Linked DNA regions of Homo sapiens: region 1 is linked to region 2. The links are chromatin loops, found by intact Hi-C in ENCODE. Cell type or tissue: Panc1. All regions are shown on one strand.

Evidence for each region. Hi-C counts contacts between places; a loop is a spot of excess contacts. Peaks named below come from ENCODE experiments on the same cell type or tissue, not always from the same donor. Only the 100,000 strongest peaks of a DNase experiment are listed, where the experiment ranks them.
Region 1: it touches region 2 in a loop (5-fold over the local background); 1 of 110 quality-filtered maps calls a loop at or near these places.

What each region holds. Positions count from the first base shown.
Region 1 is chr7:139,410,417-139,414,416 of GRCh38, forward strand. FMC1-LUC7L2 (FMC1-LUC7L2 readthrough) reads left to right here. Exons shown (of 11, transcript NM_001244584.3): 9 at 2,135-2,164. It overlaps LUC7L2 (LUC7 like 2, pre-mRNA splicing factor), which reads left to right. Exons shown (of 10, transcript NM_016019.5): 8 at 2,135-2,164. Among named protein-coding and RNA genes, the nearest start is that of LUC7L2, 53 kb to the left of the region's middle. RefSeq lists a silencer at 313-513. In Panc1, no CTCF peak of the experiment used is centred here; no DNase peak of the experiment used is centred here.
Region 2 is chr7:139,318,678-139,322,677 of GRCh38, forward strand. It overlaps a transcript of UBN2 not described here. Among named protein-coding and RNA genes, the nearest start is that of TRR-CCT4-1, 20 kb to the right of the region's middle. RefSeq lists an enhancer at 838-1,788. In Panc1, no CTCF peak of the experiment used is centred here; a DNase peak (open chromatin) is centred at 2,492.

The DNA of each region.
Region 1 (4,000 bases), 92 kb after region 2:
AAAGTCTAAAAATATCTAAATGTATATAATTCCTCTTACATTGGTATTCATTAATTGATAAAATCTTAGAATTCTAGTATTTGGAATGTCTAAACATTCTTCTGAGTCACTTTTACCATTGGCAGCTAAAATCACATAGCATCATGGTGGCAACATTTTTTTGTAACTCATCTTTTTAACTTCAGCAGCTTTAGGATGGACAGTTATATCACAAATGATTTGCCTGTAGTCCTAATTTATAGTGTTCCTTGAATCATACTACATTTAAATGTCTTAAATTTAAATACCTTCTCTTTAGAGTTAGCAGATGTGCTTAAGCTAATTAAAACCCTTTGTAGTATTAGGTTATGCTCACTTCCTTCGATCTTTGAGCATATTATATACTCAGTATATTTCAAGAAGTTTAAACAGACTTCGTTTGTGTCACATGGCTTATAACCAGGTAATCTTTTTGCACCATAAAGACAGTGAAACAAAACTACATGTCTATATGGTCCCTTTTTAGGAGAAGTGATGTCAGTCCTCTATTGAGAGAGAGAGATTTCTTCATTTACTGTAAAGTTTACCTCAGAGCTTTTATCTACTTGTTCTTTTGTGTATAGTAAGTCCTTATGGGAATATTGCCCAGTATTCTAATATATAAGTGGAATTTTCAGTAATATTGGGAATCTCATTTTAAGATTCAATTGAGGTGACAGTAACATGGAACAGAATTTCTTTGCAGGACTACATTTTCACATTTGTAGATGATGAAAAAGTATATCACATCTTACTCCTTTGTTTGCCAAATGGCAAGTTTCTTTTGACAGTGATTATATAATGCAAATTTCAGAAACATTAAAAAAAAGTCGTTGAATCTGTGAGCTTAAAGAAATATGGAAGTATGGAAGATGAGGAAATTAGAAACTAGTATAAAATTATATAAGATGGGATAAAAGAAAAAAATCATAATCATTTACTGGGTGCTTATTGTATGCCAGACACTGTAGTAAGGAATTTATCCATATTCATCTAATCTTTATAAACCCCACCCCCACTCCACCCCAGTAAAATTTATATTAGTATCCCTCTTTTGCTAGTGACAGAGTAAGCTGAGAGAGGATATGTAACTTACTTAGGTCACACAGACAGTGAATGGTAGAACCAGAAATAAAACTCAAATCTGGCTGATCTCAAAGTCATGCTTTCAACAATGCTATATATCATCCAAAAAAAAATAATAATCCCTGTGGTGTCCTACTAGCCATAATATTCACTTTACATTTCATTGAGCGTTACCTGTGTGCTAGGAAATGTGACAAGTGCCTTAAGTAGAGTATCTCATTTCATTTGAAGAAACACATTGTAAGATTGAACTAGGTGTTCTAGAGATTATAGTATGAGGTTGTAGCTCCAAGAGTATGTAGATCTCAGACCATAGAAATTTCACTCTTTTCCCAGAAGGGAAAAAAGAAATGACAGATATAAAAGAATTTTTTCCAAGCTGGTAAGTGGTTTCTGGAAAATTAGCAAGTTGTGATATGTAGGTTGAGCATCCCAAATCCAAAAAATGAAATCCAGTGAGCTTCAAAATCTGAAACTTCTTGAGTGCTGGCAGCATTTAAAGGAGATGCTTATTAGGGCATTTCAGATTTTGGTTTCTGGATTTAGGGATGCTGAACCAGTAAATTATAATGCAGACACTTCAAATTTTGAAAAAAATCGGCCACCTGTAATCCCAGCACTTCGGAAGGCCAAGGTGGTTGGATCATTTGCATCCAGGAGTTCAAGACCACCCTAGGCAACAAAAAATGTAAAAATTAAAAAAAAAAAAAACAAAAACAAAAAACAGAAAAAATCCGAAACACTTATGATCCTTAGCGTTTCGGAGAAGGAGTACTCAACCTGTACTGTGTTTTAATCTCCTAGGAACATATTCTTTAAGAGCCAGGTATTCTTGAGTTAAGCAAACCCTGCAAGGTGAAGAAATCTGTCGAGTTTGTGGTGTCTTTTGGAAAATTTTGTGTGCGTAGGTACACGCCTTGTATTTATAAAATTAATGTAAACATTAGAAATCAGGAAGAATATAATGTAACACTGCACTGTTTTCTTATTTATAGCCACTTTTCTAAAAATACATATTTTTTTTTTTTAGGTCCCGATCACACAGCAAGAATCCAAAAAGGTAGGTGTATTACATAAGACAGGTATAAGTAGTGAAGTTGTCTTTTTCAAAGGTAGTTTTTATAGATTGATTAAATGGTCCTTTAAAAATTTTCTTTTTTGGCTGGGCACGGTGATGCATGCTTGTAATCCCAGCTACTCAAGAGGCTGAGGCAGAATTGCTTGAAGCCGGGAGGCAGAGGTTGCAGTGAGCCAAGATAGCACCACTGCACTCCAGCCTGGGCAACAGAATAGGACTCTGTCTTTAAAAAAAAAAAAAAAAAAAAAAAGAAAATTTTTTTTGAAATCATTTAGATGCTCAGAGTAGATACGTAAAAGGATTAATTTTTTAAAAATCAATTTGGGTGGTACATTTAGGAAACATGTTCTAAGAGGTTGTAGCTGTTGAAAACATTAGTAGGTTAATAGTTGGATAAAATTTTGATTGATCCACTGTGGGTTAAGCAAAACCAAAATGTTTAGTATACCCTCCAGTCTTGACTTTATGTGAGTTTATTACCCATTCCTTTATACAGTGATCACAGAAGGCTTTCAGAGAGGCATTTGCAGCCTTAAAAGAGCAAGACAATACTTTGTTTTGACTTTCAGCGTTAATATTTGGGGTTTGAAACCTTTCTTTGTAGTTTTTGCTAGTTGCTGATACATTTTTTTGTCTGAGAAAGGCAGGGAAATGTGTTGTACTTCATCATTCTTTCTCAGTTCTTCACTTGCCCTTCTCATTCCAGTCGTTGAGCTTTCTTCATGGATCCATTCCCACCTAGAATGCCCTTTCTCAGTCTTTTCCAAATTCTACCATTCCTCTTGTTCAGATCACATCTTCTTTTAGAAACTTTCTGAGTTCTCAGCTCTAGAGACTATTTCCCAAGAAGTTTTCCCTAAAAAGTAGAGAATTTGTTGTTATGAAAGAAAAACCTGGCTGAGCGCAGTGCCTCACGCTTATACCATCACAGCTCTTTGGGAGGCCGAGGCAGCCAGATCACCTGAAGTCAGGAGTTCGAGACCAGCCTGGCCAACATGGCGAAACTCCATCTCTACTAAAAACACAAAAATTAGCCGGGTGTGGTGGCAGGTGCCTGTAATCCCAGCTACTTGAGAGGCTGAGGCAGGAGAATCACTTGAACCCAGGAGGTGGAGGTTACAGTAAGCCGAGATTGTGCCACTGCATTCCAGCTTGGGTGACAGAGTAAGACTGTCTCAAAAAAAGAAAAACAAAAACCTTACAGTTCTGTTAGCAACATCTATCAATGATATTTCTGCCTAAAACACTAAAAAAACTAAAGAACATTAATAAGTGGGGCCAGTTGTGTCAGCTAATTTATATTATTGGTGAATTTCTCTGATCTAGCATGATAAGTAGAAACATTAAACTGTGATACTGTTATTGTTTACTGTTTGATTAATATAAGCTGGTCCCTTTGTTGAAAACATAAAGTATTGCACATAGAACATCTTTAGATATTTGGGCCAGAAATTTAATTTCTATTCCTCTAGTCCTGTTACCTAGATAATATGTTTGCCTTGTAACTGGGCTCCTTAGTTCTCTGTGCTTGCCCACCCCCCTTCTTCACCTCATTCTATTTTTCACACGTCAGCCAGGATGAGCCTTTAAATAAATGAAATACATCACATCAGCCCTCTGATTCTCCAAAGGTTTTTCATCTCATTCATATGAGAAGTTAACATCTTTACCAAAGCTTTTACATAGGGTGACGGTGTGGCCTGGGGTGTCCAATCTTTTGGCTTACCTGGGCCACACATCAGATACACTAATGATAACTGATGAGCTGGAAAAAAAATTGCAAAGAAATCTCATAATATTTTAAGAAAGTTTACAAAT
Region 2 (4,000 bases):
GAGGCCTGGATTTAAAGAAGAAGGATTTAAAGAAATCCTTCTTCTAGAGAGGACTTGATTTGCTTCTGCCAGGTTCCTAGGGACATTACCAACCCAAGACTGACCGCTTCAAATTAATTCTCAGCTTAGGATTTCTGGGCCTCGAAGTTAGGATGGATTTCAGCCACAAATTCATGCGCGTGGTAAGGGCTAGTGGTTAAGGACTCCTGTGGGTGGTTCTCCGGCTGGTGGCTAAGGACTCTTGCGGGGGTGGTTCTCCACCCTGCCTCCCACCCAACACTGCAGTCGAGACAGAAAAGCCTTTTCTCAGCAAGGTCAGGGTTGCGTTTTTCATTCTCAGCAATTCCCTGTCTTTGGGGCCCCAGCATTATGCAAGAGTCTTTTGTTGTTGTTGTTTTGTTTTGTTTTGTTTTTTGTTTTTTGAGATGGAGTGTTGCTCTGTTGCCCAGGCTGCAGTGCAGAGGTGCGATCTTGGCTCACTGAAACCTCTTGCCTCCCGGGTTCAAGCGATTTTCCTGCCTCAGCTTCCCGAGTAGCTGGGATTACAGGTGGGCACCACCATGCCTGGCTAATTTTTGTATTTTTAGTAGAGACAGGGTTTCGCCATGTTGGCCAGGCTGATCTCGAACTCCTGACCTCCAGCAATCTACCATCCTGGGCTTCCCGAAGTGCTGGGATTACAGGCATGAGCCACCGCACCCGGTCCACAAGAGTCTTGATCTGCCACCCCACCGTGCCTGTCTGGGGCCTTCTTTCCTTTTGGCTGCCTGAGGCAAATTAAAAATCCAGACTCTAAAGCCAGTTGTGCAGATGCTCACCTGTGGTCCCAGCTACTTGAGAGGCTGATGCAAGAGGATTGCTTGAGCCCAGGAGTTCAAGTCCAGCCTGGGCAACATAGCAGACACTCCATCTCTAAAAAATCAAAAATGATAAAAATTCCAGCCTCTAGGCCACCAGGGATTAGCATAGGCCCTCAGGGCAAACAACACGTTCCTGCTCTCTTTCTGGGTCCTCCTCCTTCTGACCTCCAGTTATTCTGGTCTCCTTTACTTCCCTGTTAGCTCAGTCATGCTTTAAAGTATTTTTTGTGTATTTATTAAAATTTCACCCAACACTCAGGCGGGTGTGGTGGTCCATGCCTGTAATCACAGCACTTTGGGAGGCCGAGGTGGGCGTATCACAAGGTCAGGAGATGGCGACCATCCTGGCTAACATGGTGAAACCCCGTCTCTACTAAAAATACAAAAAATTAGCTGAGTGTGGTGGCGGGTGCCTGTAGTCCCAGCTACTCCGGAGGCCAAGGCAGGAGAATGGCGTGAACCCAGGAGGCAGAGCTTGCAGTGAGCCGAGATCGTGCCACTGCACTCCAGCCTGGGTGACAGAGCGAGACTCCGTCTCAAAAAAAAAAAAGAGAGAAATTTCACCCAACACTCAAAGTAGTCTCTATTGACAGAGATTTCTCTGCACATCTAATTATCCATAATTTCAAAAACAAAAATTCTGACCAGACGTGATGGCTCATGCCTGTAATCCCAGCACTTTGTGAGACCAAGGCGGGCGGATCACCTGAGGTCAGGAGTTTGAGACCAGCCTGGCCAACATGGTGAAACCCCGTCTCTACTAAGAATACAAAAATTAGCCCGGCGTGGTGGCAGGCACCTGTAATCCCAGCTACTCAGGAGGCTGAGGCAGGAGAATCGCTTGAACTGGGAGGCAGAGTTTGCAGTGAGCTGAGATCACGATACTGCACTCCAGCCTGGGTGACAGAGAGAGACTCTGTCTCAAAAACAAAACAAAATTTCACCCAACACTTTAAGGTAGCCTATATTGACAGAGATTTATCTGCACATCTAATTATCCATAACGTCAAAAACAAAAATTCTGGCAAAGTGCTGGGATTGTAGTTGCAGTGGCTCATGCCTGTAATCCCAACACTTTGGGAGGCCAAGGCAGGCAGATCACTTGCGGTCAGACGTTCAAGACCAGCCTTGCCAACATGGTGAAACCCGTCTCTACTAAAAATACAAAAATTAGCCAGACATGGTAGCGGGTGCCTGTAATCCCAGCTACTCAGGAGGCTGAGGCAGGAGAATCGCTTGAACCGGGAGGCGGAGGTTGCAGTGAGCCAAGATCATGCCACTGCACTCCAGCTTGGGCGACAGAGTGAGACTCCGTCTCAAAAAAAAAAAAAACAAACCATTCTCTATATATTTTGTATAAAAAGTCATATTAATATAAGGACGAAATATATAAATATGTAAAAATTCTATATTAGCTATACCTTCACACAGCCCGCTTCCTAAGTCAGGCTGTCATGAGACACCTGCAGTGCATCAGGTATCCTGGCGTGAGGAAGGGGTTACTTTTTATAATGATAACTTCTTTTACTAAAATGGGACTCTTTCTGTGTCAGTTTCACCAGAGGCCCCAAAGGCTGAGAACAAAACATTAGGTGCCAAGTACTTCCACATTCTAAAGGCAGGAGGAGCTAGATCACCTTCACAGCTCATGCTGAGATTGTAAAACTGTTAGCTCCACATTGGGAAGGATTAGCTTGGCATCCACGTCCTGGCCGTGGCGGAATGTGAGAGGATTGCTTTGGAGCAACTGTCTGTGTGCTGGACGTTGCCCTTCTTCCCAGGCAGGAGGGGGTGGGTGCCCCATCTTCAGCTCATGCCAAATAAGGGAGCACTTCAAGAGGACCATTTCGGAAAGTGTGACATGTCTTCTGGAGTTTGAGGGACACGTGGACTGGGATTTGACTCCATGTTGGTGGCTAGCCCCTGGAGATGGCTGCCTTTGGCATGGTTTGCACTCTCAGAGTTCCTGTAGGCCTGCCGTGGTTCTCTAGAAAGGGAGACAGCCTTGTTCCAGCCAAAGGGAACACCGGAGGGATGGGATAACCTCAATAGAGGGGAGGACTTCTGGAGCCTAAGCGGCTGGGCAGGTACCCTAGTGTCCAGCTGGAGAAGGTGTAGCCTCTGGGGGACAGCAGGTGGCCTGGGGGTGGAGACTCTCCAGAACGCACGAGAAAACACCTAGGAGAAAAGAAGCACCATTTGGAATCTGTCACTCCCAGACTCAACTCATGGAGTGAAACCTGACCTTCCTTCCCCTGCTTCCCCAGGACAGCAGCAGGCCAGGGACAGCAGCCAGCAAGGCCGGAGGAGGCAGTATGAGAAAGAGAAATGACACTGACCGTGACCCCACGGACTCCAGGCTGGAGGAGGAGAGAGGGTTTCAAGTCAATGACATTTGAAGTTTTGAGATGACACTGGATAAGACTAATAACTAGAAAAAGAGACTTTTTTTTTTTTGAGACAGAATCTTGTGTCACCCAGGCTGGAGTGCAGTGGCACAATCTCAGCTCACTGCAACCTCTGCCTCCCAGGTTCAAGTGATACTCTTGCCTCAGCCTTCGGAGTAGCTGGGACTATAGACACGTGCCACTACACCTGGCTAATTTGTGTATTTTTAGTAGAGATGGGGTTTCACCCTGTTGGCCAGGCTGGTCTCGAACTCCTGACCTCAGGTGATCCGCCCACCTCGGCCTCCCAAAGTGCTGGGATTACAGGCATGAGCCACCATGCACAGCGGAGACTATTTTTTAAGTAAAATAAACAAACAAACAAAAAAACTCTTTAACCTGTTTGTTACCCAAAAGAGCCTGGAAAAGCTATAAATGTCATCCAGGCCTAGGAAAGAACGTATCATTACAACTGATTTGTAGGGACACTCCTGAGAAAGCAAAGTTGCTTTTTGTTCATACCTTAGCTCCTTCAGCAAAAGGCTGCATGGGAGTGTAGAAGGTCAGGTCAGGGAAACAGGTGGGCCATGTCCCCTGGCCCTCTTGGCCCACTTCCAGGCCGGGGCAATCTAAGCCAGCAATGGGGAGACGTTTCATTGGAACTTTGGAGTTTTCATGTTATACCATCTGGACTTTTTTTTTTTTTTTTTTTTTGAGACAGAGCCTCACTCTGTCACCAGGCTGGAGTGCAGT